Regions from separate parts of the Mus musculus genome. Here regions 1, 2, 3, 5 and 6 are each linked to region 4. A link is a loop called in an ENCODE intact Hi-C map of the cell type or tissue named here. Cell type or tissue: left cerebral cortex. All regions are shown on one strand. Each heading gives the region's core, and the rest is flanking DNA. Links, peaks and the distances in the headings are about the cores only. Region 1 overlaps Gm30340 (a long non-coding RNA gene). Region 2 holds the start of Mir124-2hg (Mir124-2 host gene (non-protein coding)). Region 3 holds the start of Gm30340 (a long non-coding RNA gene). Region 4 has its middle 75 kb from the start of Gm42184. Region 5 holds the start of Gm30223 (predicted gene, 30223). Region 6 overlaps Gm30340 (a long non-coding RNA gene).

What was found. A loop is a pair of places that touch in the nucleus more often than their neighbours do. Peaks named below come from ENCODE experiments on the same cell type or tissue, not always from the same donor. Only the 100,000 strongest peaks of a DNase experiment are listed, where the experiment ranks them.
Region 1: a loop joins it to region 4, with 7 times the contacts of the local background. A loop is called at or near these places in 3 of 42 quality-filtered maps.
Region 2: it touches region 4 in a loop (9-fold over the local background); 6 of 42 quality-filtered maps call a loop at or near these places.
Region 3: it touches region 4 in a loop (8-fold over the local background); 6 of 42 quality-filtered maps call a loop at or near these places.
Region 5: it touches region 4 in a loop (5-fold over the local background); 6 of 42 quality-filtered maps call a loop at or near these places.
Region 6: it touches region 4 in a loop (4-fold over the local background); 6 of 42 quality-filtered maps call a loop at or near these places.

Annotation. Positions count from the first base shown.
Region 1 is chr3:17,614,084-17,619,447 of GRCm38, reverse strand. All of the region lies in intron 2 of Gm30340 (a long non-coding RNA gene), which reads left to right. Among named protein-coding and RNA genes, the nearest start is that of Gm30340, 170 kb to the left of the region's middle. In left cerebral cortex, for the core only: no CTCF peak of the experiment used is centred there; a DNase peak (open chromatin) is centred at 2,551.
Region 2 is chr3:17,788,213-17,793,576 of GRCm38, reverse strand. Mir124-2hg (Mir124-2 host gene (non-protein coding)) reads right to left here and starts at 3,656. Exons shown (of 3, transcript NR_033490.1): 1 at 3,397-3,656. In left cerebral cortex, for the core only: no CTCF peak of the experiment used is centred there; DNase peaks (open chromatin) are centred at 3,177, 3,598, 3,966, 4,526 and 3 more places; H3K4me3 peaks cover 3,857 bases; H3K27ac peaks cover 3,812 bases.
Region 3 is chr3:17,781,141-17,786,504 of GRCm38, reverse strand. Gm30340 (a long non-coding RNA gene) reads left to right here and starts at 525. Exons shown (of 7, transcript XR_880680.2): 1 at 525-583; 2 at 1,095-1,294. In left cerebral cortex, for the core only: no CTCF peak of the experiment used is centred there; DNase peaks (open chromatin) are centred at 743, 1,212 and 2,241; H3K4me3 peaks cover 2,410 bases; H3K27ac peaks cover 3,659 bases.
Region 4 is chr3:16,935,095-16,940,458 of GRCm38, reverse strand. No RefSeq gene overlaps it. Among named protein-coding and RNA genes, the nearest start is that of Gm42184, 75 kb to the right of the region's middle. In left cerebral cortex, for the core only: no CTCF peak of the experiment used is centred there; DNase peaks (open chromatin) are centred at 1,230, 1,597, 1,865, 2,764 and 1 more place; H3K4me3 peaks cover 1,233 bases; H3K27ac peaks cover 1,909 bases.
Region 5 is chr3:16,816,924-16,822,287 of GRCm38, reverse strand. Gm30223 (predicted gene, 30223) reads right to left here and starts at 5,194. Exons shown (of 4, transcript NR_153388.1): 1 at 5,144-5,194. In left cerebral cortex, for the core only: no CTCF peak of the experiment used is centred there; DNase peaks (open chromatin) are centred at 1,590 and 2,571; H3K4me3 peaks cover 340 bases; H3K27ac peaks cover 1,250 bases.
Region 6 is chr3:17,316,618-17,321,981 of GRCm38, reverse strand. It overlaps Gm30340 (a long non-coding RNA gene), which reads left to right. Exons shown (of 7, transcript XR_880680.2): 7 at 1-5,364. Among named protein-coding and RNA genes, the nearest start is that of Gm24963, 68 kb to the right of the region's middle. In left cerebral cortex, for the core only: a CTCF peak has its summit at 2,597; DNase peaks (open chromatin) are centred at 2,590, 2,862, 3,340 and 3,696; H3K4me3 peaks cover 333 bases; H3K27ac peaks cover 957 bases.

The DNA of each region.
Region 1 (5,364 bases), core at 962-4,961, 680 kb before region 4:
AAATATTTAATTATACATGTTTCTCAACATAAATTACCTTCAAAGGAGAATTATATTATTATACATATACAATAGGCTTATAATAAACAACGTTATGACAACTTCACTCTTTAAATAATTTTGTAAAACTGAATATTGGCTAGCATCCAAAAGAGGAGGCTATGCCCTCACATATAATCATGCATGTCCACATAAAATAAATTCTCTGAGGTCATCTAAATCATTATTTTAGAAAACATATTAGCAAATAATAATGTATCATGAGATAATATGATCAAATAATAATAAGGGTTTAAAGGTGAACTAAACAGTAACAGAAATTAATACTTTAAAACAGACAAGAAGATAGGATACATGTACATTTTCTTTAATCATATTTCACATGTAATCAGCCATTTTGTAATATTTCTCTATGCTATTTTCTCTAAGAGAACTTCAGCTGTACTTTGGAACGAATCAAATTATTTACAAGTACTCTGAAATTTCAAACTATTCATATTACACCAAATAATAATGCAATCTTTTGTGTTTGGGGGCATTTCTAAATTTCCTATGATTTTTGCACCACTGAGATTGAAAGAAGTTACACTGTGTTTTAAGAATAGAATATTACTTCTTCAAATAGGCCACAAAGACCTTCTTGAAACCCATTAAAATAGGCTCTCCAAAATTTACAAAAACAGCTAAGTAGCTCAATCAAGTTAGATGAGCAAATGATTGCATTGCTCCAAAGACTTTAAATATACAACCTGAACTAAAATGTGAATGTGTGTAAACCTGGAATGTAGAATGAAGTTTCATCAGTGTGAAACATTCTTAAGAAAAACAAAGAACACACATGTAGTAGTAGAAAAGCTCACTCCGTGTACTCCTAACTCCTAACTACCTTTCCAGTGTTTCCTTTTCCATTTGCTGGTTCATCCTCTTTGATAGGAAAGGTTAAAGTTGGCAATGCAATTTTATTGAAATTTACTTGTTTATAAAAATGATTAATCAAATAAAATAGAATAAAATATGCATGTAATTTCTCTTTTTCAAAAAGATTATAGCAAATAATATATTGATTTTTAAATAATAATTTCTTTACAACATTAATAGATGCTACATAGAATCTGACATTAGTGTATAGTAGCATGAATAGAAATAAAAGTACTTTTTAAAAATATAGAGACATTAAATATGTAAACATTGAATAACCATTAGATTTGATGTCAAAAATTTTAGAAGGATTTGAATTGACATTATTTAAGCAAAGTGTAAATATGTACTTGTAAATAATAAAATAAGCACCATAAACCATCTACAGAAAGGGTTTTAAGTCTCCATTCCACAAAGCTATTATTTCATAAAGTGCATATCTTTGAAACAAATGGAAACTTGATATAGTGTGGCAGCTCAAATGAATGTAGCTAGCATTTTATGTAATTATCTTCTTTATTGTGATATTTAAAGCGTATCTGAGAAAAGTCTGCTAGTTTTGTGATTATTTGTTTTTTCTTATAGCTATTTGCAGTATATTTAATTTCACTGTTACATCTAAATTTTCTCTATTCAGTTTACCATCTTATTTATAGAGGAGTTTGTAATTTGCATCCCATAGCCCATTTTAAGAAATTTAAGGAAAGGAGTAGACACTTTTAATTGTTTTGATAGTCACTGTTCTCTTTGAGTATGTGAAAATCTGCAAAAATAATCCAGCTTCTCAAGATAATCATAGCTTAATTTACTGTGAAGAACCATTCTAAAATAGCCAGAAAAAAAATTCTATAGGTTCTATTTGAAAAACTGAACAGAATAAAAATGTATGGCTGTAGTTTTAGCTTTATCCCTACTTGTTCATTTGGGCCTAGGGTTAAAAATACATGTATTTTTGAGTATCACTTTATTTACTGTCATATTTCATTTAAACTAGGTATCTAATGGTTTGGAAAATAGATTAATAATCAGGCACAAAGATTTATTGAAATAAAATTAAATGCATTTAAAATTAATTATGTGATTTGTTTGATCTTAATTTAGGTCAGCATGTCATGGGGTAAAACCATTAAACTTGGAAGAAAATTTGTTAAATTTTTGTTTCAGGACAACAAATCATGGGTAATGTTGGAAAAAAACTGGATTGTACATAGATTGCTCTTTACCCAAGATGCACTTCTGTCTGCAAGATTCTGAATAGAGACACACCTGCTAGCTAGCTGATAACACTCAGGGGTCATTTCATTGAAGAAACTGTCAGCCAGGAGGAACTTTAAAAAAGCCACAGACAAAATCATGACCTGTACTGTTGAGAGGAAAGAGGTGTAAAAGCAGAAAGGAATTGTAGATAAGTGCACATTGCTTTATACCATAACAAACTTTTACATGTAAATTCAACCAAATAGGGAAGAATAGGAAAGAATGTTTCCCTCTTCAGTAGAAACAAATTAGATTGTTCAGCTGCACACTTGGCTCTCAGCCAGAAGAGTCGTGTGCCATGCTTGTTTGCCTACCAGTGCTGCTTAGATTGGCAAATGCCCATGCAGTTTGAAGAGGGCAGGCAGATGACTGGATGCCTGCCAGGAAGTGTGTGGGACTGATGCCACTGCTGGACTCCATAGCCTGGTAGGAATGAGGAGTACAAAGGCATTCAATAATCTGAATGTCCCTTTGCTTCAAGAGAGTGGTGCCAGGCAGCATTTAATGAGAGATTGCTTTGTTACAAAGTCCTCAACATCAAGTGGGCTGGTGAGCTCATTAACCTGACTGCAGCAAATAAAAAAGGCACACTCAGAAGACTCCCATGATAGCCTACTCAATAGTGTAAGAGCTCTTTTGCTTCCTTTATGGTGATCCATTAGCAAGCAGCAGTGTAAACACCATAAAGCAAGCCAGGTTTCTGATTGTTCAACTAAAGTCTGTTTCCCCTTGGGGATTATATCACCAGTTGATATAGGATTTTTTTTTTTTGTCTTAAGGTTTCTATCCACTGTATAATGACCTTCTTTGCAATGAAGGATTTCGAGGTTACTCTTGACAACACTGTTCCAGTTAAGAGGACATGAACTGTTCAGGTGTCTGCAAGGAGATAATGATTTGGACACAGAGAAACAAACAACAGTGGGCACACGAGGAACACTTGCCTTGCACATAGAAGCTCAAATGATGAACAGGCTCTATTACTTTTTTTTAATCATCTCTTTAGTTTTTCCCTTAGTAGTGCTTTATTTTGTACATGAGGTAGGCTAACCCTGAAGTTGGAAGCCTTCTCCTACTGAGGCCAGACCAGGCAGTCTTCTTATATGTGCTTTATATATGTGCTGGGGGGCTCAAAACAGCCTCTGTATGCTGCCTAGTTGGTGGCTCAGTTTGGGGGTGCTCCTAGGGTTAGCTGAGACTGTTGGTCTTCCTATGAAGTTGCTCTCCTCTTCAGCTTCTTCAATTCTTCCCTAATTCAATCATGGGGGTCACTGGTTGGGTTTAAGTATCTGTCTTTCAGTCAGCTGCTGGGAGGACCTTTCAGAGGACAGCCATGCTAGGTTCCTGTCTACAAGCACATCATAGCTTCAGTAATAGTGTCAGTCCTGGGTGTCTTCCCATGAGATGAATTCCAATTTGGGCTTGTCTCTAGACTGTCTTTCCTTCAGTCTCTTCTCCATTTTTGTCACTACAGTTCTTTTAGACAGGCACAACTCTGGGTCAGAAATTTTGACTGCGATTTACCCCATTCACACCCCCGCCCTGCCCCTTGAGACCTTGTCTATCTACTAGACTCTTTGAGTTCCCTCTCCCCAGTGTTGGACTTTTCAGCTATCATCACTCCCCATTGAGTTGTGAGAGTCTCTCACTCTCAGGTCTCAGATGCTTTCCCCCTCCATCCTCCAGGTGACATATTTCCAATCATTCTGTTGGCCTTTTGAGCTTCTCTCCGGACTCCTTCTCATATCTGATACTGTTCCCCCTTTCCCCTTCCCACATTCCCTTGCCCACTCATGTCCCTCCCTCCCTCTGTTTCCTGTGATTATTTTCTTTTCCCCTTCTAAATGGGACTGAAGCATCCTTACTTGGGCCTTCCTGCTTGTTAGACTTTTTGCAGTCTGTGGGTTGTATCCTAGATATTCTGTACATTTTGGGAAATATCTACTTATTAGTGCATACCATGCATGCTCTTCTGGGTCTGATATAAGTCTGATAGGTCTGCCTTTATATGCTACGTGGTCTTTTCCCCTTGCAGCTTTTAATATTTGTTCTTTGTCCCATGCATTTAGGTTTTGATTATTATGTGACTGGAGGATTTTCTTTTCTGGTCCAATCTATTTGGTGTTATGTAGGTTTCTTGGACATTTATGGCCATTGGTTTCTTTAGGTTGGTACGTTTTCTATGATTTTATTGAAGATATTTTTGATCCTTTGAACTGGGAATCTTCCCTCCTGTCTATTCCTATTATTCTTAGGTTTGGTCTTTTATTGTGTCCTTGATTTCCTAGATATTTTGGGTTAGGAACTTTCTATGCTTTGTATTTTCTTTGACCATTGTGTCAATATCTTCTATGGAATCTTCTACACCTGAGATTCTCTCTTCTATCTCTTGTATTTTGTTAGTGATTCTTGCATCTATAGTTCCTGACCTCTTTCCTAGGTTTTCCACTTCCAATGTTGCCTCCATTTGTCTTTTTTTTAATTATTATTGTTTCTTCTTCAATTTTTAGGTCTTGGACTATTATCTTCAGTTCCTTCACCTGTTTGATTGTGTTTTCCTGTATTTCTTTAAGAGGTTTACTTGTTTCCTCTTTACAGGGTTTTACCTGCCTTGGTCTTGCAAAGATTATATGCTCTAGTACAGGGGAATGCCAGGGCCAGGAAGTGGGAGTGGGTGGGTTGGGGGGCAGGGAGGGACAAGGGTATAGGGGACTTTTAGAGAGGAAACTAGGAAAGGGGATAGCATTTGAAATGTCAATGAAAAAATATCTAATAAAAATTCACATTTAAAAAAACAAAAACAAATCAAAATCACAAAAAAAAAAAAATAAAAATGATATCCTCCTTCAAGGTCTCCTTTATCTTCCTGAGATGGGATTTTATGTCAGCATTGTGTGTTTTGGGTATGTTAGGGTATCCACAGCTTTCAATGGTGCGAGAGCTGGGTTCTAATGGTGCTAAGATATATTGGCTTCTGTTGATTATGTTCTTGTGTTTGCCTCTTGCTGTCTGGTTATCTCTGGTGTTAGCTGGCCTAGGTATCTCTGTCTGGAGCATTGATTATCATTATCATCATTATCACCAGTAGTGATAGGGAATCCTTTATTACTTTAAAAACCTTAAGTTCTTATTCTCGCAAAAGCAAAATGTAAGAGAAGACCCAGTTAATCAACCATCTCCAGACAACAA
Region 2 (5,364 bases), core at 527-4,526, 850 kb before region 4:
CTTGGCTTCTGTCTCCTAAAATAGAGACAGTACTACTTTCTCAATCCTCATCTAAAATCTGGCACGCACAGCCAACACCTCACCATGGACAGAGCTAAGCTCCAGATGAGCGACCACCTCTTCATTTTATGGTTAAGGCATATCTGCATCTTTCGTCCCCACCATTGTCCTTTCCCCAGGCCAAGGTCTAAATTTTTTATGCTTATTCTTATGAATGAAGACAGGCTGGAGCACCTTCCTAAACAATGACTCCCAAACTGTCTCTGCTTTCTACCAGAGCCCTGGGCCACCATTACAAGAACCACAAGAGCCCATTATGAAATGATCAGAATACCACCAAATTCCATTTAATATCCTTCTCAAATGCTTTTTAAATATTTAAATTTTTAAAATGCGGGTGTCAAAAACATATCTATCATCTATGCTAAGAAACAAGGACATTCAAAGAATTGCAGTTTCATTCTCTGGACAAGCACGATGGCTAAAGATCCGGAATTCATTGCCTTACAAATCTCAACGTCACTTGAATTTTATTTCAAATTTAAATGTAAATTGTTTTTTTTTAATTTTTCTAACCTGTGTGTTGTTAATGATTTATACGATCTTCCAGGCCTTTACAGGTCACAAAGAAGACTGGTTACAAAATAAGTCAGAAGTCACAGGGTTGAAAGTGAAAATTTAAGGGAGCAGTTATATAATCCACAAGAGAAATAATTGTGATGAATTTCACTTCTGAAAAGGTTAAGGTAATGAAACTCATGCAAAAAGCAATATAGTTATTTGACACAGAGCCACAGTGAACCAAACCTGTGCCCTAACCTGGATCAATATGTATGTGAAAGTCTGTTGTTTTCCTGGGGGTTAGGGTGAGTGTCCGTCTAACCAGTCACTGCACAGTTAGTTATGCACTATAGTGTCTGTCCAGAAATAAATGGGGGTATGGGAGTCATATCTCTATTCATATTATCCCTGTCTATCAAAGTGGCATTTAATTTTTCCAATTCTATGCATTTAGAAACCTAGTCACTGATAAAAATCTATTTAATTTGCTCTAGTGTCATTCAGCTAATCCCAGACAAAATATAAAATTTCTCTTTCTTTATTCAGCTGTATGTCCTATAACAAACATCCCATACCAAAATGAATGTATTTAAAACTGTAATTTACTAGTGACATAAGGTAGAAATGACCTTTAGTTTGATTTTTAAAAAGTCACATCCATGAGAAAGGACAGATGTTGAAGATATGAATTATCATTTCCTTAAAACGTGGTAGAATGCATACAGTATCCCTTAAATTCAAATTTTAGTTTTAAATTCAAGATTTATTCCAAATTGTTATAAAATAAAATTTTCGTTGCCTCCAACAGATGCTATGAAGGTAAAATTTCACACACAATTTTGCTGGAGTCGGTTTGCTTAATAACTAGTTCGCTGTCCATGGTTTTGATCCATATGAAGGAACAAGCTCCAGTGCTTTGGAAAATTTTAAGTCAATGTGTTTCTTCATTAATTTGACTTCTTAACTTTTTAAGATTATATAAAAGGAGGAGAATAGTATGTGAGCCCCATTTCTTCTTCATTCAGCTGTTTTCATTTTTTTTCTGTATTTCTCACCAAATGAAGTACCAGAATCAAATGGGGAGAGGGCTACATTTCATTATTTCTGAACTGACAAACGATCGCTCAATGCACCTATACAAAGATCTTTAATAAATAGGATATAAAATTTTCATCTGCCCACTTTGTCTCACCCTCTCCCCTCTGGCTAAGAAAAGTAACACAGAGCTCTTTAGTCTTGTAGAGTCATCTTTGTTTACTTTTGAATATGGCTTAGCTAGACCAAGAAAATTTATAAAATTGATACTCCAAGGAAAAAGAGAGAAAGAACGGAACAATACTCCTCTGGGAGATCGTCCTGTCTCTATTGTATCTTCATACAGCTGTGGGCAGTGTAGATAGCTATCTCACATCTACAATGAGCCAATTCTGAAGAATCCCCCTACTAACCCCAGCACTTTCTATGGCAGTGAGGACAGCATGATGATGAAGTGACTAAGGCTTCTTACTCAGTAGTTCTTTGCCCCAATACCAATAGCATTTCATCTTAGGTTTAAAAAAATCTAAAGACTGACACAGTAGAGTAAAAATAATCTTGTCCTGTGATTCTCCCAGGGATGACTGGAGAAAGGAAAAAACACAATACACTACCCCACCCCCAAATGATTGGTGGTTTTTTGTTTTGTTTTGTTTTGTTTTCATTTTCTGCAGGTTATCAGAGGAGAGGTATTATTTTCATGTATGTGTATAACCACACACTTATGATCTAATGCCCTCTAGAACTACAAATCTTTAAAGGGCACCGACCAGTACAAATTGTTTCTATTCAAATATCTGGACAGCAGGGAAACAGACCCTTGGTTTCAAAGCAAGGTCCATACCCACCGGGCCAAGGGGCCCAGCCATAGCCGCTTCCGCTTTTGCTTTTCTGGGTATAAGAGGGCTGATTCTTGCTCCTGCCCCTCAAAGTATTGAAAACTTGGGAAATCCTTGTACCGGAAGAAAATGGCCTAAACACAATAGGACTCGCCATTTTCTACTTGCGAAGCACAAAGCGCTTGGCGCTGCCTGCTACACAAAGGAAGCATGGGCCGCAGAATTCTTGCATATTTTCAAGAGGCTAGAAAATATCTTCCGCGAATGGCAATTTATATTGTTTGGTCACACACACACACACACACACACACACACACACACACACACACACACACACACACACACAGAGGCATCCTCACTTAGCCCTGATGTCTAGAAGATCCCAGCTTTAAGGTTTAAGTTAAAAACAAAACAAAACAAAACAAAAACGCAGGAAAGGCTCGGTTCCAGAAGCAGCGCTCAGGGCCGTGTTAATCCTCCCAAGACAACGGGTGTTAGCGGTGGGCAGCAGAGGGCTCTAAACTAGGTGTGTTGTTGTGGGGATGGAGGCCCATCATCTCCCAGTCTAAGATCTCTCCTTTTGACTCCATCCTGTCCCCAGAGCTCGTCCGGTAGCTCCGTAGTCCTACCCTTTGAGCGACAGGAACCAATCTTTCAGCGAGGATGTTAAGCTGGCAGCAACTCTTAAGGATGCTCAAAGCGCGGGAAACCCTGATCTGTGCGCCTCCCCTGCCCCCAGCCCACTGCTACAATCCACAGCATAATAACAGGACTCTATTACTAGCCTAGGTAAAATGCTGCAGCTTAGGTACAGAAAAACAAAACAAAACAAAAACAATGCAGGAAGCCCCTACAAATAAAAACATACAGACACAGGCAGCAACTCTGCTCACAATAGGAACACTCAGTTCACCGCGCGAAGCAGAGCTTAAAAACCCAGGAAAAGACAGACAGTACTTACAGCAGGTGAGTCCTTGAATAATCCATGGTCAGGTCCTTCGGTTTGTTAGTCTGTGCTTTAAAAAAAAAAAAGTATATACATCTCTGTGTATTTGATTTTTACATAGCTTCCATCGTTGTGAAGGAAAGAAAAAAATCTTGAAGACTTGAGAGCATGGGGGAGGGGGCGGAGATTTTCATTGTCTACGCTCTGCACACGCAGCCCAAGATATTGCTCTGTGGAGCTCCTTCCACTTTCTGCTTGAAATTCAGAAGCTTTCTACTCAGCAAAGAAGGAGTTTGGCACACACCCCCTGCCCCTGTATTTCTCCTCTCCTCTCCTCTCCTCTCCTCTCCTCTCCTCTCCTCTCCTCTCCTCTCCTCTCCTCTCCTCTCCTCTCCTCTCCTCTCCTCTCCTCTCCTCTCTCTGTCACTCACCCTCTTGCTCTTCTAAAGCTAGTGTTCTCTCTCTCTCTCTCTCTCTCTCTCTCTCTCTCTCTCTCTCACTTTTTTTTCAAAAGAGGGCAGGTCGCTTCCTGCATCCCAATGAGTTAAATCAGGCACTTCTTCTCATGCATCAGCAGCCTCTTTAACAATCCGAGAGCTGCAGGCACAAAAGAGCATTTAGCTGCCTCCAATTTGTGTAGAAGGCCTGCCCTTAATTTGTTTGAGGAGTATAATTAAATCATGAATTTCACGAAATATAAAAATACAAAATTCCTAACCTCAGCTAGTGAACCGCTAATGGTAACCTTTAAAAACAAATCTCTCCTCATGTCCCTGTTCTTAGCCAGACCGAGAACATCTCAGATACGCAAGAAGACAAGAGTTCGGACTCAAACCTAGCATGCCTTCTCCATTTACACGTCAAGGTCACACTGATAACATCCCTCAGTGCTCTAAATGAGAGCCTTTCTATTTCTTTCCTTTTAAAAAACAATAATATTCTGAATTTTTAAAATTGCCTCAGGAAGAAATTAAGTCATTTGGGAAAATCTGCTGGACTAAATAAAAACGTAAGTATGTTCTTAATATGAAATAGGATCAGAATTTGCTATACAGACACTAGGTTGAGGAGTTCTACAAATAGGCCTTGCTCGGGAGAATGTTTTCAACTTTTCCAGGCAGGACTCTGTGGTCAGTGAAGTCTGAGTTCCATGGGTTTTGATCATGTTTCTTCCAGCCACAGAGTGGGCCTTATGGGACATCAGAGCCAGAGCCTATCAAGCTTGCTGAGTCCCAGAGGGCTTCTGATAAGGAAAATGCTGCTTGTTGTTGGGAGCAGGGGTTTGGCTCCCACTCCTTTAAGTAGGTTGGGGCGCAAAAAGCAACTCTGCATTCCTGCAGTTTCTCTTTCAGAAAGAATCCAGACCAAGCCATTGCTCTACCTCAATGAAGGTGGTGGGGTGGCAAGGCCACCTTCCTCTCTCACTCACCTGCCACCCCCCCCTCCCCCAAGGCCACTGCTAGGAAGATACTTAGGAGTGTTTTTCTCCTTCCTAGTGCTCCCATCTTCTGGGAAATTGTAGAATCCCTTACCACAAAAAACTTTGAATTGTCAGTAATTTGCTGCTAAGTCTACTGTCAGCTCCTACCCCCATTTCTCATTCTAACTCTAGTCAAGAACCCCCCACACTGGAACACTGGAGAGGTGCAACTTCAGTACTACCCAATGGGAACAAAACATGTCACCACTTCCTGACTGTAAATGTTCACTCTGATACTCTAAGTCACCCTGGGCGTTTGAATTAGGCCATGTTTCACCCTGAGCACAGAGCTAAGTGAACTGGGCTATAACTGAGCTGTACCTCTGTCTGCTTGAAATATCCAACAAGCGTTCCTACGAAGATACTTGGAAACGTAAAACAAAATATGAAATAAAACATTCTAAAGAAAAGATACGTTCTTGTGTGTTTGTAAAACATGTTTGTAAAGTGCTGAGTGGGGGCTGGAATTACTTGACAAAATATCATTTCTGTGCCTGGAGTCC
Region 3 (5,364 bases), core at 450-4,449, 850 kb before region 4:
CGAAAGAGCACGGCAGAAGGAAGTCTCAGGAGGAGCCGTCCCGGCCTCGGGGCGTCGGCCCTCAGTCCCCGACTCCCCCAGGACCCTGAGTCTGACGCTGCCCCGCAGCGCGCCCAGCCAGGGCTTGTGGGGCCCGAGGGACTAGGGGAGCGGAGGAGTTGACAACAGGGCTGGGCACCGAGCCGCCCAGGCAGAGCCAAAGAAACCTGGCAGCCACTCGCCGGTGCCTTCCGCTGCTGTAGGCGACCCGCCACTTCGTGGTGGCCGACCAGGGCCCGAAGCCTGGCCTGGGCCTCGGCCGCAGAGCTCCCGCCGGGCAACCGCGCCAAGGAAACGCTTTTTTCTCCCTTCCCCTCCCCCTTCTCCCCAGAGGCAGCTTCCGTTCTCTAAAAGCATTAAGAAGAAGAAGGGGGAGGAATCTCTGGGGCTCCTAACCCCCACCGCCGACCCACATCGGTCTAGGCTCCGTTAGATGCTGGTGTTCTGCAAACAATCGCCAAACTCACACAAGTTTCCCCCCACCCCCGAAAACCATCCACTTTAACTGAGGTGAGGGAAAATGCGGAGAGAAAAAAAAGTGAAGGTTGGTGTTTCCCTAAATGCAAAACATCAGAGAGGGTTTGAAAAGAGCTTTGCGTTCCTTGCGAAACCTCCATTGTTACTTGGCAAACAATGGGAGCCTGGGCGACTGCAGGGCTGTGAGAATGAATAGGCGATCCACGGGATGTGTGCGGGTCAGTGCTTGCGGTCCTGGGCCTAAAGCCCCTTTCTCAGCTTGCCACAATAAACCCGAGCAAGGTTCAGTCTTTACTGGGTCACCGGCCATCCTCTATTATTCAACACTTCACAACAAAAAACACTTATTAATCAGCGCTGACCAGAGGCCCCCTTTGAAACAAGAGAGGAGACAGAGAGGGAGAGTGGGAGAGGTGAAGAGAAGATTGAGAGCCCTGGGACAGATCTTTCTCAAACCAGAGCAACCATAGGGTTCTTTCCTCCGGTGGCCAAAGTTTATTTGACACAACAAAGTTTTTAATCAGGCCAGAGAGACTTGCATTTCTCATTTGCCTATTTCCTTGTCTTTTCTTCCGAAGACTTTGCAAGGAAGGATGGCTTTAGGTCAAATTGCTAAGGTCTGATCTTAAAGATCTAATTGCTATCGGAAAAGAAGGCTGTTTCCCAGCTGGGCCTCCACTCGAGATGGTGCACGGAAGACTGTCCACTCTGCTGAGGGCACCCTGCTGATGGATGAGGTGTCAGGCCAGTTCGTCATGTGAGCACTGGCTTCCAAATGGTATGAGCAATCGTCAAATGTGCTTATTGCTGATACTGAACGCAGTCTGTAGATTTTATACTTCATGATGTTTCATGATCCATATAGAAGACTGAACTTGCTTGGTACAGTAAAGAGAACTGTTCTTGAAGTGAAAGAAAGCGATAAATAGTTTTAGGGATAGAAATGGTTCTAAATGGTCAATACTACCAGAGCTTTCTTTACTCAGAGTTTTTTTTTTTTAAATAGATCTTATTTTATGCTTGTAACTTGGTTGTTTGTCTGTCACTTATTCTGCTACATCAGCTTTATGTATTAATATAATCGACTCAGAACTCACCTAGACAGTTTTTTGATGGCAAAATTTCCCCACTTTCTGACTGGAAATTGTAAGCCAGTAATTCTTTTTTTTCTCCTTCATTCCTTCTTTCCCTTTCTTATTAACTGTTTCACATTTCTCAGGTTGTAATTTAGTCAAATGAGCAAAGCTCTTTTGTAAAGGCTGGTGTTTACAAGTGAATAGAGGCGAGAGATATTGAATCTTGGTTGTTAACCGACATTAACCAATTATTTACTAAAGAAATAGAGATGAATATGAAAGTATTCTTTTAAGTTTAAATTTTCATTCATGTGTACTTTTGGAATATTGAACACCCATTTCACTTGTTATGATTCAAGAAAGGTTTTAAATCCAGAAAATATTTGTATGAGGGATTGTAAACTGACCAAATTAAGCTGTAGAATGAGATGTCTTAGTAATGAAAGCAAGCATGCAAAATTACTTGGTAGTAAAGCAAATTGGAATTTGCCAGATTTTATATATAGAAATGTTAAAATAGTTTGTGTGGTTTGGTCTCAAGAAGTGCATTTTACTTAGATGCCTACAAGTCAAGATTGCATCTCTTATGTACGAAATATTGTGTGATTCAGATTTTGCAGAGCTCGACAGTTCTTGCAATGGAGTAATCAACTGTTATCTGAATTATTTAAAGGCTGGTATTAAATAAAGGCCTTGGAGTTGAATGCTGACAAGCTCTCACATGTAGTAGGCAGGAGGAAGTTCAGTGGTCTTTCCTCTCGGTAGGTAGATATACTTTCAAGATTATTTTTTCCAAATGTGGAGAATGGTTTGTAAAATTTATGCACAGATAAGAACAATGAATAATTCTTTTAGAAATTTTTCTCAAAATGAGCAAATAGGATTATTCAGAGAAGCAGTAGGCAACTGTTCAATACACAGTAATGTGCCACCTGAAATATAATCAAGACTGTTTCACACACACACACACACACACACACACACACACACACACACACTCACACACACACACACACACACAGAGGAAATCTAGTCTGATTCAGAAAAATAATATTTTGGATGTAGAATACAATCATTATAAACACTAGTATGTAGGACATGGCTTTTTTGGTTATATTTTTAACTTTTGGCAATTGGTTTGACATCCTAATTTTCGCAGAGCAATGTGTTTTGCATTTGTGTAGATATTTCTATTTGTAGACAGGAGGTACTAAATGCAGCTGATCTTTCACATATTTTCTTGTGAGTTTCATTGAATAAGCAAATAAAGAAAGTTTTAATCTGAGCATATAAAGCATTGCATGTGTATGTGTATCATTACATAGTATACCATTTTAACACATACTTACAGATTTTAATACCTTCCCATTCTTTCCTTCATTCTTCCTCTTTCATCTTCATAAAAAAAACAGAGAAATTAAGTAAATGGTATTGTAATGACAGTCTGTTAAATATACCAGTGAATTTGTATGGAAATTAGATTATCTTCTACATTTGTCAAAGTACAAAGATATAATACATATATAGATTCAGCAAATGTTTAAAACAGAAAAAATGTTATTTGTTAATATTCACCACGAAGGCAATATTTATTAAATTTGGTGTATCTTTATGATATCATTAATATTATTTCCAGGAACATTAATTCTGGGCTAGTACATACACATAGTTTAGTCTTTAAAATAAAATATATCTGGTTGAACTCTAAAAGAGATGTGAGAAAGCAAGGTAAAAATTACTTTGTGAGTATCTAAGTCATCTACTTACCATGAAATATATATCTGTCTTTTAAAAAGCCATATGGATTGTTTTCTTTTTGTACCAATGATATTTAAATGTATTTCAACTACAAAGGTAAACAAATGTCTTCATAGAGTTGAATATTTTTAAACCTGTAAAAAAATGGCAAGATGGCATGAGATGGCCTTTTAAAAAGTCATATTCAGTCTGGTCAGTTTATTTGGAATTATATTTCAGGTTTTCTTTGATTTTCCTTCAAGGCAGTTGTATATAATCCATTTTTTTCTTATTTTCATCTTGAACCTACTTTGTCACATTCAATTTAAATTTATATCAACATGATCTGACAAACTAGAACCAATAGGTTATCATTAAGCAAACTGTAAACTCCACCAAAATGTTGCCTTTGTGCTTATTTTATCTAAAAGTAAATCAATTGTGTTTTTTATGATAGGGAGGAGGTAAAAAGAAGCTAAGATAGATTTTAGTTTCTCCCCTTTGTTTTTCTCAGTTGTTAAAGAATTCTGGTTAGCAGTGTACACTTAAGACTTCTGTGGAGATGCTCAGCCTGTTATTTATTTATTCATAAGCTTCGAGCTCACTAGAGATTCAAAGTTATATTTAAGAGAGCAGAGGCCCACATGATATATGTTTATTTGATTCTTCAATCTAAATACTTTATGAGTATACTAATAGTTATTTTTAAGAGAAATTTCATTAGGTTTATATGATGTGCACTTAAACATCTGTGATATGCTTCTGTGTACGGTAGGATATAATACCTCATTCTTATTGGAATAAAGGAAAGTAGACATTCAGACTGAAACATTTCTCTAAAACTATGTTCCTTTTTCTTAGCATAGTATTTTCTCAACTAATTACATTTTGTCTAATATATTGTGAAAACCATTTTTGACTTTGATATCAGTTTCTCAACCAGAAAACTATGTGCTTATTCAATCATTTATGACAAGGAAAATTATTCTAGAGAATTTTTACCAAGTTATCTAAAGATATACTTGTATATGCTTAAACTGCTTTACATTCTAGTGGTTTACTTGTGTTTGTCATATTGTTAAAGATAAGAATTTAGTATTCCTTTTAATAATGGTTGCTTTTTAAGAAGATCAAAGTCAAGTGTTAAAACTTTCTATAAAATAAAAAGTATATGATTTAACACTTCACCATTTTGTATTTACTTCTCTGACTTCTCTTGTATTGCCTCCTTCTTTCTTATACTCTTCATTATCTCTTTGGCTTAACAGTGTTTCTGCACCACAGACAGATTCATTAATCAGTGATTACATGTTTCAAACTGATCTTTTGGTTAAAGAATGTATTTGAAAACACCCTAAAAAACCAAACTATGCTGGTGGTATTCATTTAGTCCTTGGGTTTTGTGGTTTAGAATGTAGACTGATGTTCTTAAACTTTTATAGTCATCAACGTGTTTGATTTCTTTAGGGGCTGCATTTAATACACAAGGTGTGAAAGTGGGGTATTAGGCACTAGCATCTAGGAACCAAATAGGGCTTTGGTGGCGTTGTTAGTATTATCAAAATAATCGTTTTGTGCCAATAAGGAACCTCATTTCTAAGCTTTTCTTCCTCTATCATTCTGCTTTTTACTAAGTACTGAGAGATCCCTTGAAAATTAGGTTCTGATAAAATTAATTTGTTTGGTATCTGATGGCAAAGGTATCAAGCAGAAGCAGACCTTATGTCATTATTGGCACTTTGGAGTTCATGCAAGTCTGCAGCAGTATGAGGTTATTTTTTGGATGAACACAATGTTTTATTTCCCAGTAGTTAAATGTACATTGCAGATTCCTGAAGACCATATTTAAAATTAAAACCCTCAAACCAGGACTAGTTACTTGAACATACTTTACAAGAAAAAGCGTTACGGGGTGGGGGGAAACATCCTTAGTTATGGGAAAATAAAAAGAATCTTAGCTATGAAAACGCCCAATTGCAATGCACTGCCTTAGTTGTGTCCTGGTTTTTGAAGGGTGACAGTTAATATACTGAGT
Region 4 (5,364 bases), core at 423-4,422:
CACACAAAGAGTACACATGTCATTTTGTGCCCTACAGTGCAGGGAATTCTGGCAGTTTCCCACACCTTTGCTAGTATGAAGGTCCAGTTCATTTAAATACAGAAACTGAAAACATATAGAAATATTTAAAGCTAATTGAGCAAAAGAACAGAAATGAATTATTGCCATTTTAAGATCATAAGTAAGGGAAACAAATGTGCACTAACTAGTCCTCTCCCCCATCACACTTAAAAATTTCTTGAAAAAAATGGAAGGTGGAGCAAGGGAAGAGAAAAGGTTAAAACATAAACTGGACAACCATGAGACAATTTATAATTTACCTTTAAAGTGAATCAGCAAAGGAAGGCCTGATCTGCCATTTGCTCTGAGGACTCTGGGGTCTCACACTGAATAATATTCCACATCCCATTTTGATGTTCATCGAAATTAACAGTCAGCCATTTTATGAAATATTATCTTTGTTAGCTTTACCACTAACAAAAATACACTTTCAATTTTTCACAATCACATACAACATCTATTAAAGCAATCGGGGAAATTAGTTTGAGATAAACTGTACAGCGATTTTATTCATAGCCTGCCTGTATCTCACACTGTCAATCTGCATCACAGCTCACTAAATAGTGCCTAATGTTTATTGCATTTAACTGAATGTATACGATTCGGAGGGTTCGCCAGGGACCGATTATCATAATTATACATGTTGCTATGGAAACCCACAAGTCTATCAGTTTTGATTCATTATATTGTTATACCTTCTAGCACTTTCTAATTATTAGGTGCCCATAAAAAGTCTCAGTCTTGCTGTTACTATAGAAATGAGCTATAGACAGGCCTCAATTGTTAACCCTTAAAGGACCAAAATATATAGACTCAGACAGCTGGTAGCTCTTTATGTAGCTGAAATAGCTAATAATTCCATCTACTAGTAAAATTCATAAGTGATTTACTGTTGTTAATTTCTGAAAATACTTCAGTTGGACAGCTAATGAAAAATCACTACAGATTTAAGGAGATTGTCCTGAGTTTGAGATTCCCTCTCCTTATATATTTGCTCGGGTATTGACAAAAGACACACAAAAATGAACATGGAATGAGCGATCACAGAGTGTACAATGAAAAATCTTCGGAGACTGATGCCTTCTTTCAGAGAGAAAGACACACTTGCTGGTATAAACATGGAACTATATGTTATGTGATAAAACAGAGAGATTAGAGTATAATAGAGAAAGCGCAGTGTGGGCGCAAAGTCTTTAAATCAGGCATCCAAAATTGCTTCCCAGCAATATGGCTATTTAGGTATAATTTAATATTGTACTTAAATTGCAATTTGTAATTTAATATTTTCATTTTACTTTTTCTCTTACATTCACCGCCAGAATATGAGAAAATTGAACAGGACTGAGCAGTTCGTTGTCCCCCTAACCCTCCTGCTATTACAGTTTTCAATTAGAAGTGCCTTTTAATTTAGATCAGGAAAGCTCTCCTAAAGTGACAGCTCGCCCTTCACACTGCATATCTATTTATTTCGGAAGTCAACACACCATTCAATAACCTGAGAACAGCCCTGATTGCTATGCTAATAGTATTCAGAAATATGTCGACACCCGATAGAAACAAGTAAACTCAGGCTAATTCATAAAGTGAATGGTAAGCGCCGAGGACGCCGCTCCCACTCTCCAGTGCTGCAGCTGGAATCTTAAGGTTACAAATTTAATTTTTCCCCTCCCTTAGGGAAATGAACACTATATGATAACCAAACTGAAATTACATTTTGCCTAATATTACAGCCTAGCCCATTTGATGTGGCTTGTTTTATTATATAAAGCTGCAGAAGGAGGCCACCGAGACAATGCCTGGAAATGCTAATGCCTCGGTGAACCAGGAGATGTGGCTTCAACCAGCATTCCCTTCAGCTCAAAGCTGAATGTATTTTGCTTTGTGCGGAGGGGGGAGGAGAGAAAGACTGGAGAAATTTAAATGTATGCTCATATAAAAAAAAAAAAAAACCAACAGCACATGTTAGACAACCATTTTTTTTTTCATATTACAAGCCCAAACCACCACCATCCATAGCAGCTCCTCGTCAATTAGGAATCAATCAAATTGTATAAGCGACAAAAGAGATAGATATTTGCATGTGGAAGTTCAAACGCAAAATAACAGAAAGAACCACCAAAGCCTTTTGTTCCTGGCTCTTATGGTACTACTGTTGGCTTTAGAGAAAAGTAGATTTGCTACTAAATACAAAATGTAAAGCAGATTAGGAGTAAACTGTATCAGACACTTTAAAAACTCCATTCATCAGCACACACATATCATATGTATATATACAGCCTAGAATTAATTTTTTTCTTAATTTATATTAAAATTAGTCTCCTGCTCCAAACTAGACATTGGTTATGCAGAATAATGCAGCTATAGATGTGTATTTTTACTTACTCATAAAGAGCAATGTTTAATAATAAATATCCTATTTTAATCTTGAGTATATTTTATTCTTGAGATTATTATTCCACTGAAACCACTAGACATTTTAAACATCAATAGAGCCTATTCTGTACATTTTGAACTAAAAAAAAAACACATAAAGTCAGGAACTAACAAAATACACATGTGGAGAAAATACAGCAGTCTTTCTGGATGATTCAAAGAACTGCATGGGCCAGGATCATATGCATTTGACTAAGCAGCCTAAGGATGGCAATGCCACCATTGCTTCAGCAAGCAAGCACTACTTGGTGCGAACACGTCAAGGATACCTAAAGATCACCCTAAAGTTCGTGAATTCTGGGGGACTGGATGAGGTTCAGATACCATGTCACAGGGTAATTAGGCTAAAAAGAAAAAAGCATAGAAAGTAAGCCATCTAGGCAAAAAAGGTATCAGTTCCTGGGATGCTATTTATTTCCTAGAAAAAGAGTAGAGTTTGGTCCATGAATTAATTATATGTTGCCTCCTACCCCAGTAGCCAGCATAATGTGTTCAGTGTTTTTGGTGACTCAATAAATGAGGACTTATCATTCACGGTTGGACATTAAAATCCCAGAGAACAAAGGCAATAAAAGCAACTCCAAGCAACAAAAACTCAGAAGATATACAATCACTATCCACCAAACTGACATGTTTTTAGGATTCATATTTATTAGTAAAACTTTGCGTTGAGGAAAAGATCTAGTCAACTAGAGAAAGTTTAAATTACTTGGTTCTATTTGTTGTTTTGTTTGCTCATTTGTATTGAAAGGGAACGTAGAAGGAAACACTAACCACTTGTAATTCTCTATGGCAGAGAAAGGGCTCACTGAGAAGGTGGGTTGGTGGCCTGGATACTCCTAGTCTCGGTTGGCAAGCCCCAGGCTGAGTGGGTCACCTCGCAGGAGAGCACCAGGTGCAGGTACATGTAGCATTAAGTAGAAGGGTAAATCAGAAAATAAATGAACAAATAAAACAGTATTTCTGCCAAAGAGTAAGAGGGGTAGTCAGTCATGGTTAAGTATACTAGTAACTTGAGGGCTAGAAAGATGGCTCAGTGGTTAAGAGTGTACAAAGGTCCTGAGTTCAAATCCCAGCAACCACATGGTGGTTCACAACCATCCATAATGAGATCTGTTGCCTTATTCCAGGGTGTCTGAAGACAGATACAGTGTACTTACACATAATAAATAAATAAATCTTTAAAATTTTTTAAAAAAGAGGATACTAGGAATTTGAAAGGTGCCTTTAAGCAAGGTTTACCTCACAAAGTAGGATGCAGACTATCTCGAAATCTCTTTAATGTGATTGTTTGAAATGCATGGTTTATGTGGTTAGATAAAATGGAGGGGAGCAGGGGACACGGACTGATCTCTAGAGTGTCAGAGTCATTCTGTTGTTAATAGCAAGTAAGTGAGTGCATTTCTAAGTGCAGCCTGTGCTTAGGGAAGAATTACCTGGAAGCCATGTGTCAGATATAGAAAGCAAAGAAAGGCATTGTCCAAGAAGCCCTTAAAGATTATTGCTTACTGCATGCAAGTGAGCAGTTTATTCCAGGGGAGAGGAAAGTGAGGACTTGTGACAGAAACAAGAATTAAGTTGTGACCAGAGAAAGAGTGAAGTGTGGATCCAAATAATCAGGGGATAGACACAAAGTCAATGACAGGGCTTTCATTGGAAATGAGGTATGGGTGCTAAAACACCAACCTGATTTCTGACACTGGTATTGTTGATAATGTACAGCAGGTAGTCGAACAAATAAAGAAGAAAGAAATGGGAGGGTTACAAAAATGAAAAGAGAAAAAAATACAATAGAATGTTAAGAAAGACAAATAGCCTACAGAGGGTTTAGATGTTCTGTGGGCACTGAATCTAGTGTGTATGGAAGCCAGTGAATGTGTGTGCATGGTAGGTGGAAACATACAAGTAAAAGAGGAGATGGCAGTGAAAAGCACAATTTGAAAAACCATGTGTGATAAACAGCACAACGAAAGGAAAATTTATAAGGAGAGAGCCTGAGAGAGTCCCAAGAACACATGAGACCTGGAATGAGGGGCCCTTTTACAAATAAGAAAGAGGAAATTGGTGATGACTCAGATTTAATCTGGGATTTGAAAGTGTGTGTGTGTGTGTGTGTGTGTGAGAGAGAGAGAGAGAGAGAGAATAGGGACCAAAGAATGCATTCAAGTGGTTTAAAAATTGGAAATAAAATGAGTAGGAAAGCAGACTTTAAAGAGCTAGCTTTTGAGACCATGATCTAAAAATAAGGTTGAAAACTGAAAGGGCAAAGAGCTATTATAGCTCATGTGAGCAATGGGCGGTTGCGATTTTACTCCTTTGCTTAGGAGAAAACCATGGATGATTGCCAAGCAAAAATGACAAAGCAAACAGAGCTTCTGAGAGAGAGAGAGAGAGAAAGAGAGAGAGAGAGAGAGAGAGAGAGAGAGAGAGAGAGAGAGAGAGAGACCCAGAAGTATCAAAAAGCAGCACCTATGATGCCTCCCAAGCATGGCTGCCTAAGAGAAAGCAATTGAGGCCTCATCTGTAAAGAAAGAACTACAGGCAACTAAGGAGGATATCATCCTGACTGAGGTAACCCAATCACAAAAGGACACACATGATATGCACTCACTGATAAGTGCATATTAGTCCAGAAACTTAAAATACCCGAGATACAATTTGTAAAACACATGAAACTCAAGAAGAAGGAAGAACAAAGTGTGGATACTTCGATACTTTTTAGAATGTGGAACAAAATACCCATGGAAGGAGTTACAGAGACAAAGTTCGGAGCTGAGATGGAAGAAAGGACCATTCAGATAGTGCTCCACCCTGGGACCCATCCCCTTAACAACCACCAAAACCAGACACTATTGCCAGAAAGATTTTGCT
Region 5 (5,364 bases), core at 600-4,599, 120 kb after region 4:
CGAATTAGTCAGTTGTATACATGTTTAGCCACTTCATCACTTAATACCTGTATTCACTCATCTCCATAAGACATTTCAAACTAATGGAGAACAATATAATCTACCCACTGAATGACCTTCTGTGGAAGCCCAGTTGTTTTATGATTATGGACACATAATTTAACCTGGAGAACTCATATGATGATAGAACAAATGAAGCAAGAGTTATTAAAAAGACTGAAATTAAGCAGAACTATCAATGTTTTCAGGTATTCGTTCATTACTTTCATGACAGAAAAATGCAAGTACACTCTTATAACCACTCAGAAGATAGGAAATTTGAGATACTGGGGTTGGACTGCATGGGAAAATATTGTGTGCATATGGAAGTTAAGTTCCTGGAATTTGCCTGTATTCTGTACTGATAGGTCTATATCTGCTAGCAATTTGGGGATTGTGAGCACACCAAATGGCAAAACTACTAAAGACCTTGCCAGTGTGAATGGTTAGGTATTAGGTCATGATTTACATCATTATAGATTATTTCTTAGATTTACTGAGTGAATGAAATATATTTTCTTTGTGTGTATGTGTGTGTGTGTGTGTGTGAATGGAAAAAATGAAATGAGCAAACTTTAGTTTGCTTAAGTTAGAGATAGTACATGTATATCAACATTAGTCAGAAGAAGCCTTAAGAATTTTATGTAGAAGAGATTCTGGTCATACTCTGGAACTCAGGGTATATTCTAACTTTACTTTGGATTAAAACAAAGCTAAATTATAAGTTTCCCTTAATTTTCCCTTTCTAGTTTTTAGTATTTTCAAATTTTAGTGTTATCAAACTCAGCCACAATTCAGAAAATTATTGCAAAATGAAAGATAGGTGTTTCAAGTAAGAATTGTCCCAATAATATTATATCTCCTGTGTGAAGGGAGACGTCTGAAAGAAATAATTAATCTATTTAGTGGAAATCTGTAGAAATCCAGGGAAGAAATCTCATTTTCTTTTCAAAGCAGCTTTTCAACACAATTTGAGTCTCCTGAGTCCTTCTAGGTTTTCCTTGACACTTTGTGCTTTTAGAGATAGGTCAAGCATCAAGTCCATCTGAGATTTATCTTATGCATCATTTCTCCAACACAGATTTACCCCCAGTGTAGAAGTCAAGTAGAGTATTTAAGCTAGTGGTGGTTATTGTATACTTCATCACATTTGCATGATCTTTTTTCGCATCTTGATTAACAAAAGGATTTTGTAGTCTTTCCTTGGCTTTCCATTATTACCTTGGCTTTCAAGGTTTTAGAAAAATCTCTCAATTGTGCAAGAAAGTCATAGTTCCAGTAGTGTTTCTTCATCTTGGTTTGGTTAAAATGTGAGGTCATGAAGTTTGGCCACTCCTCTGAACCTTGCTTTGCCTTTCTCTCCTTCAATGATATCATGCTGGCATGCATCCGTGAAGTATCATTCATTCTCCCTTGCACTTTATTCTTTACCACTTCCCTCTTCCTCTTACATGCACATATACACACACATCCGCACAGAGAGGAAAATCTATATGTGTCAGACATTCAGCAAGGGAAAGACAAAGGCACTGAGTTAATTACCCATCATTTACTGCTGCTGAGAAGAGCAGATGGCAGCAGACGATATGTAAATGGCAAGGGGCAGTGAATTATTCGATTTTTTTAGATTAATCGTCGATGACAAAGAAAGTGATTACAGGCTGTGACATTTATACAAATGTATAAAGTACATCACACTAAAAAATTGAGCTTAATATTATTATGAGGGTGTCAAGCATATAAACACTATTGTCACAATAGAAAGCAACAAATTTACAATAATCCAAGAATCCAACCTCCCTCTATCTAAAAAGTTTATAGAACCACAGACTCTAGGGCGAAAGATGACTCAAGTCTGAATATCATGGAATAGTTTTGTAAAGTAACCAGATTATACCAAGGCAATCTATGTATGCAGGAGGATGATGCATATTGAGGCATAAAGCAAAACAAGATTTTCTTCTCAACTGATCTAGTGCCTGCCTTAGAGAGTGGGCTGTAAAACAAAACAAAACAAAAAAGGTGCTAGTAAATGAGAAGTAGACATTAAAATAAAACACAATAATTCACAATGAGGTCCATCAAGGGTGTGGATGAAAAAATAATTCAAAAAAGGAAAAAGAAAAAGAAAGATTGCATTCCTATTCCTTAGAAATACTATTGTCATACCAGACGTGTACAGATAACGTCCCTATAATCTTTAAGAACACAGTGAAGAAATTTCTGCCCAAGATTCCTTATTGAACACAGACAAGTGCTCACATGTATGCTTGTGCAAACACACACACACACACACACACACACACACACACACACACAAACCACCACCACCACACCAACTCCATTCCTTTGCAGGAAAGAAGCAAGCAGAGTAGCCTATTATTTCCAGTTGCTTCAATAATTAATTGGTACATGAGAGAATCAGATGCTTTCCTTGGCAGATCAGAGAATTTGCCCCATCATCAAAATGTCCTCTATCACCCTGTTATTAAATCTATATGATGTTGATATTATTATGAAAAGAGAGCCACAGAGCCACATTTGTTCTCTGAAAGCATTCCAGCCACTGCAGTCCCCGAGGCTGCCCTGTGGGATGAGAGCTCATCTCCAAATATTAAAATCAAGAAAAAGGAAAAGCTTGGGGCACATCTATTTATAGACTTCAAAAATACTTTCAAAATATTCAAAGCAAAACATTACCAAAATTGCTGCTGAGTATTCCACAATTGTACACTCTTTGTTGACAATGGACTACCATTGTCAACAAAGGATAGGGCAGGAGAATGGGTCAGGAGCTGGTTGGGGGAGGGGTGCTGTTAGTCAGCAGCCCCTGCAGCAGCAGTGGCAACACTAGATAGAGCATTTATGTCTGGCAGTCCATTTTGAATGAACATGGGTTCAGAAATAAAGTGCAGGCAGAACCAATCTGCCCTGAAGAAAAGCACAGAATAAAATATTGCACAAAGAAATGAGAATTTCCAGGGTGGCTTAAACTGCAAACCAAGCTGGCAGGTGCGCAGAGCAAACCATTAGCATTGTGTGCCCTTTTCGAAAAATATAAGTGTTTTGCTTTTTGTTTAGCCATAAAAGGAATATTTACAGATGCAAATAATTCTGATTTATATCTTGGTATAAATATGATACCGAATATCATTTAAAATATTTTAAATAGCTTTTAAAATAGTTACCTGTAAATACATGTAGCTGGAATTATATATGAGTATACTTGCAACTTAGTTGTTCTCACCTTTAATCAAAATTGAGTTCAGGACAAAACCACATTATTCTTATTCAGCATTTTATATGGTTATGAATGCAATCTTTTCTGAGTAAAAATAATAAGCAAAACATTAGTTATTGCCTGGATTCTATGACAAATAAAATGGGGGCAATTGTTTTAGGAAGATGCTGGGTAGATCAGCACCATGAGTGTCTTTCTCTTTGTACTCTTGGGTTATGACTTAAAGGTACAGTGCTTTGTCTTTAATCTTAATATTAGTGCGTAAAATATAAGCCAAGTAAAGTAATACAACATAAAAAGAGGAGAGTGTTCTGGAAGACTTTTCACTTAGAGATTTCACAAATACATGTGAAAATTAACAACAGAAAAATAGCAGTCTCTTGAAGCTGAAGATGTTTGCAGCTATTGAACCTTAATTAAGAAATTCAAAATCTGTGTTCCCCTCAAAAAATATTTCATTTTAATAAAAGTACCTCAAAAATATTTTAAAAATATTTCTTATTCATGCACATATTTTCTGTTGGATATTCTTTGGGTAGTAACAGACATCTCCCCTCCTCAGTTACTGCAAAAGGCAAAAGGCAAATGGAAATGAAGAAATGGTTGTTCAGATTTCATGAGAATATCCAGGCTGCAACAATTTATACAATGCAATATTTCTGCTTTATCAAAGAACCAATTAATAAAACAACAGGAATGAAAGCAGTACTGTAGGTAACCAAACACAATTTTATTTGCTTCATAACAGATTATAGTAGGGACTTGTGCTTTAATAAACACATATCACTTATTAGTATTTATTAGCAAATTTATGTATAATTATATAGTGAAAAATGTAAAAGATCAAAATTATTATATAAGTAATAAGTATTTGTGTTTTTAACAGGAATTATAAACACAAAAGATATAAATATAGGATTATTATGTATTATTATATTCTAGCTACTAGTGCTTTACCATAACTGTACTTTGTCAATCTCCATTGCATTAAAAAAGACTCATAAAGAAATGCATTTGCAGAAATAGAAGCATTTATAATGAGGCCTTTGTTCAAAATAGTATCTAGAATTTATTTTAAAGGGATTAGTTTAGAATTTTAGGGAAATATAACTTAGGAAATATTGTCAAATAGCAAAATGATTTATTTCAGTAGAATACTAGTAATGTCACTAAATTAGCTCTGCATTAAATGAAACAAGAATTTTTAACTACATGTAAGAAGAGGGTTAAAATTTGAAAGAGCTTTCTGCTTACAGAAGGTCATAAACATTTCAAAGCCCACAAAAGAAATCCAATAAAATAAAGCATTTCTTAAAATTGAAAGACAAAGATCTCGCTAGATTCTAGAGATAATTTATGGGTTTTGTTTATTTCTTGTTTTACTACAATAGATATATTGTAAGCCTCTGCAATCTGAAATAGAATTACAAACCTGGCCTAGCACAAAGAAGTATACAATTCATTTTAGCTTATTCTAGTGCTTCTGTGCCCCACCTTTTAAAACACTATCATTTCTCTTTGTAAAATATCTTAGAAACGGTTTTGCATTGTGCATGCATACAAACATATATTCTGCATATTAAATATTTAGCTTCATTTTATATACATAATACATTTGTTTATAACAACAATCAGCTATTCTCCAATGGCAGAGATAGAAAGCCTCTGCAAGAGAATACATACAATCGCTCCCTCTCTTTTTAAAAAATATATCCAATTGGGGTAATATTAATAGTACTTTAAAGCACAGATTATCTCCAATTTGCCTACTTTCTTATTTATAGATGCTAAAATACATTTTGTCTTTTAAAAAGAACATCAATTCTAAGACATAAAATTCTGTCTTGTAAGAATGGATCTTACATTTCATCTTAGGATGCTTCTTCCCCGTTCAACTCCACTGACTCCATTTTTATCAGTTCTATTTTTAAGTGTAATACAGAATTTACTATAGCAACCTAAATCCAAATCTTTTTTTTTTTTTTAATGCCCCTTCTTCGTCTAAATCAAGCACATACAGCCCTCTGTTGGAAGGACTTCAGATTGCATTGTATTGCCTTTATTTCAGCAAAGAGCATGCTTGG
Region 6 (5,364 bases), core at 457-4,456, 380 kb before region 4:
TTTTGCTTTGGTTTAAGGATATGCTATGGAGGCAGTGTGATCCAGTTCATGCAGAGAGAACCCTTGTAAATACTGAATCTAGTCAAAGACTTCAAAGACTACTTAAAACACAAGACTACCATAGTCATGAATAATTCTGAAGGTCAAACATTTGTGCCATGTAGAGATGACAGTATCAGGTCATGAAGACCTGTATTAAAACAGTGATTCTAAAATTAAGAAAAAGATTCAATCACATTAAAGCAGTACTTTTACTTTCTGAGGGCTGCAAATAAGCCCTTAGGAAGGACTTTGAGCAGCTTTAGAAATATTTGTGATTTCATATTTTTATAGATTAATAGGGTGACTACACTTGTCTGTTTATAATATCAGAGCAGAAGTCCTTAACCATTTGTGGAATACACCTTCTGCTGCATGCCTAATCATGCAATCTAACTATGTATCTGACAAAAAAAAAAAAAAAAAAAAAGGGCACAGAAATAAATGGTGATAGTCACTGCACCAGGAGCATTAGTCTCAACTCAATTGCTAAATGTTAAGTGTATAATAAACACATAAAGTAGCTTTCTGTCCTATAAAAAATAAAAACTTTAACTGGAGAAATATAGTAGTTTGCAATAGAAATAGGAATCCCTTCTAATGAATATACAGAGTGGAAAGGAATTTACTACTAGTGTTTGTGTATCACAGTAAAATAATACTGATTATTTTAGGCAGATCATGTCAAAAAGAAATAGTGAATACCTTTATGATTTAAAGATTTTAAACAGTAGATTGCATTATTATTTGTTATCATAGAGTTTAAGTTTTAATGAAAATTGCTGGTATTATTTCTGAAGTTTCTATTGATAAATCTGACACTTCATAAATATGTCAAATTTAGTTATTGGGTACATATTGTAATTTCTAACTTTTCATGAAAAACATAATTTATTTTTGAAGCTAGTTTAAAACATACATGATTATTTTATAGTGTCATCTCCATTAAGTTTTTAAAAATATATGTTTTGGTGATGAAATAGATTTGATGTTGGCACAGAATGCCAATATCAATAGCACAATATATCCTACTTATTTAATAGTGATATTCCATTCCATCAGTTAGATGTATTGTAATTCTCTACTTGAGCCTTTTTTGCAAAATATGTAATAGATACTATTCAGTGTTCTACTATGCTTTGAATAAAATTCATTGGCTATCATTAAATGCTTAAAAAATATATTTTCAAATTAATGTGCATAACTTATCTATCAAACCATGTTATTGATTTCTGCAGTCTTTGTTTAGCTTGCATTTAACATTTTGTTCATTTACTTAACCAATGTCTTTAAATTGATGGAGAACCAAGAGAACAAGGGTTCTCAAAGAAATAGGTTTTAAAACTGTTACTATGAAGTCAGTGCCTCCCTCTTCTGTATACACTGTCTTGTTTGTCAGAACAAAACACCAGTGACATTTGGTTCAATTTTGTTATAAACTTGATAAACATCTAGTATAAAAGCAGTTGTTTAATTATTCTTTGTCAGTTGTGGAAATACATTCCACAATAAGAATTTTTTCTTTCCCTTTCTTTGATAGGTATCAGCATTCCTAGTGACACTCAGACTTCGTACTTAATACTACACAATTTTAATTTCGGGATCTGAACAATTTTCTGCAACTATCCCACCTCCAGATAGAAATTACCTCAGATTCTTCATCTCCCTTCCTTCCCGACAATTTCCTCTAGGCTCTCTTGCAGTTTTGTCCATTGTTAGGGACTGACAAGTAGCTCACTGTTCATGCTGCCTGCATTTAGCTATTGTTTCAAGCTTAAGTTTTCTCATCCCTGGGGTGGGAGACGCTTAAAGCTTATCATAAAACGGTTTTGCCAAAGTACAATATGGAATCACACAGACATTCATACTATTTTTCTATTTGGTTTGCCTTAATCTTCCCTTCTTGTTTGGTAAATGAATCCTCTTATTCTGTGATCTGAAAATATTGAGTGCATGAGGTCTATCTAGCGACTGAGTTAATTGTAACGCAGAATATATTTACACAATAAGCTTTTGAGTTCATATAAGTTATACTGTGATCCATATAAATAGATGATACAATGTAATACATATGCAATTAGAACATGTTCATATTAGGATATATTGATAATGTACTAATATATGTACATTAGACTTATTAATATCACTGTATATGACAAATCGATTTATTAATTTGTTTCACTTCAAATATGACTTTTGTGAATTAAAAATGCAAATGGCTTGTAGGCAGGAAGTACATTTTACAGTATGAAAAAATATCTTCATAGGAGACCATAATGGCGATGAGTTCTTAACTTCCCCTTTGGTTTTGAGTGAAACCTCCTTTGCAGGTGGAAGGTGGGAGGAGGGGCGAGATCTTTGTGTAAAATCGCGGTGCTGATGGAGGCAACCCGCTTTTCTGCTGCAGATGCACATCCATTCTGACACCTTAGGCTGTGGACAGCTCCTCTGCTGAGAAATAGCGGCTGGCCACAGTTCCTTCGCACCCCTCCCCCATTTGCTCCTTGCATGCCAATGATCTAGGCTCTGGGTGTCAGCTGCAATGCCTGACTATCTGCAGCAGGAGGCTACAAGAAGGACCCACACTGGATGCACGTTTGGGGGATCGCTGCCACCCTCTAGGAGAGGGAAGGAAGCAGGGGCGGAAGGCTGAAGAGTATCTCTTTTCACACCTCCCCAGATCTCAAGGTCTAAAATACAGGGGCCTATAAAGACAAGAAAATTGTATTTAAGCACACTACCTTGTTAAAGCAACAAGGCCACTGTGTACCAACTGCCTGTAAGACGTCCCTTGTCAAAGACCTCGTGCCTTTAGAGGAGTCTTTTTGCTTTATGGAATAGCTTTTTAAGAAAGTGTCTACTTGTTTACTTATTCTCCCGTCATCACTAGGTTGTTTGTGCTGGCGGCACATTCTGGTCATTACACAAAGTAAATATTAACAACAGGAATGGAATGTGGAATTGCCTTAAGCATATGCAAAATTAATGCTTTCCTTTCTGCAGGGACAAAGGCAGTTCAAAATGAAACCTTCCTGAAGTCAGCATCGTCTTCATTCTAAAAATGAAACTTTTGAGTAGTAATTAGCTAAAAAAGAAAATACCGAATATTGGACATGTTAAGTCAAATAAACACTTTAGTCAAATAATTTCTATATATTCTGCAATTTTAACTTTGCATCCTGTGACTTCCTGAGTAAGAAGTCTTACTTAGTATTCCCCCGTTTTCATAGTGTAGATGTACTCCAAGGCACCAAGCACATAGAATGCACTTACACCCTTCATAAAAAGATCTGATTCGAGGCAGGCAGCCAGAGAGAACTTCAAGAATTTGGCAAAGGCAAGAACATATCTTAACCTACCCCAAAATCTCATTTTGAACATGTAAAATTTCAGTCACTAAAAAAATAAAATAAATTTAATTATGTATAGTTTAGTACATTCTCCACAGAACTGGTACCAGAAATAGTTTAAGAACAAACTGTCCTAAGTTTTATTTTTACTGGATCTGTAGGTAAAACTGCCAAAACTGTCACTTAAAAGATGTGTACAAGATTTTGGAGTCCTCATTTCTAGTTCAGAACTTTGAAACTAGCAGTCAAATATTTGGATACTCACCTGTTCGGTTGTTCAGATAAAAATGCCACGACGGCCCAAATCATTTTTTCCTCTAAATGGAATCAGAAAAAATAATCTAATAAGAGACAGAATAGAAGAAAGGCACAACAGCAGGAAGAAGAAGTTACAGTGTGTCTTACTTTGACCCACTTTAGGAGCTTTCCCTTTCTAACAGGCTATATTTACACAGACACTATCAGCATCTCTTAGAACCTCTAGGCTCATCGCCTGGATGGTGCTTGCCATTGTGGACTCAATCCACCTCCCCATTGCTTGAACCATGGGGTGCATTATGTTGGTCTAATGTTAATATAGCAATCATATTAGAAGGGAAAAGAGCTCTTGGAGACCTCCCATTTCCAAAGGCATTGGACCCACCTTCCCATGGCACTGCCCCACACAAAAGGAGCAAGACTGAACATTTCTTGTTGTTCTCTGTATTACTTTGGTGGAGAAAGATCACCATGGTCTGATTTAGTGTTTTCAAATAAGTGTGCCCTCTGTTACTGTTCTCTATTGAGAGACAACACAGCCCAAGCAGAGAGTTCAGCTTGGCCACTAATGGAACACAAGCAAGTCTTTGTCAGGCCACAAGTGATTACTTGAACAAGTGCCAATGAAGAAACCAAACATTAGAACTGGGCACTCCAGACCCTCAAGACAAAGGGCCAATTGACTTGCCTCATTAGTTTTTGTGCCAAACATGTAAACACAGTTTCCTCTCTATCTTTGATGCTCAAAACATGCCAGCTTGTTAACATCTTGGGTGGTACTGTGGTTTATGAGTCTGTAAATACTATAATGTTGAATTGGGTACTCTTCTCTCTTTATTGGAAAAGAGATTTTTTTCTATTTTTTTTTAATAATAAAAAGAGGATTTTTCTGGCAGTTTCCAAGACTGTTATAAGTTTTGACAAAATGATCAAAAATAAGTACATATAAAAAAGAAAGAGAAAAAAGAAGATGTGAGAGAAGAAAGGTGAGGACGAAGGGCTAAGCCAGGGGAAAGGCAGCTGTGTTTTCACTCAGGTCTATTATAAATGTTTACAAATGAAAGGGATGCCAAGTGTTGCTGCTCCTTAGGTCAGGCTTAGACCTGCGGCTTACTCTACCAAGAACACCTACATTAAGAATTTTACATCAGAGGTTTATTGGGTGAGCGATGCCTTCTCTGTTTATCTTTACTTGTTTCTCTCTGCGTTGGCGATTTACCTTTTACACCTGTATTTTTTTTTCATAATTTCTGTCCCTCATACTTCATTGTCTACAACTATGTTGCTCTTTATGTTGCTTGATACAAAACACAGAACTCCCATGATTAGGCTAACAGGAAACGGGACTGGCTCAGTGGTCAGATATTTCTACTTATGAGTCTTTTATCCCATTAAACAGCTATATCAACTTCTTCTGTTTAAAATAATTTTCACCTATGGAAATGGCCACCATTGAAGTGTTGTGAGCCAATGTAAATTATCTAAAGTAATTTTCCATATCTGTCAATATTAGGATGCATGTATTTTACACATGAAAAATTTCATTTGTAACAATAAACTATAAAGATGCAGTTATAATAATACTTGCAATTAAAAGAATTGAGGTTAAAATCCTTAGACTTGGGGCTGGAGAGATGGCACAGCAGGTAAGAGCACTGACTGATCTTCCAAAGGTCCTGAGTTCAAATCCCAGCAACCACATGGTGGCTCACAACCA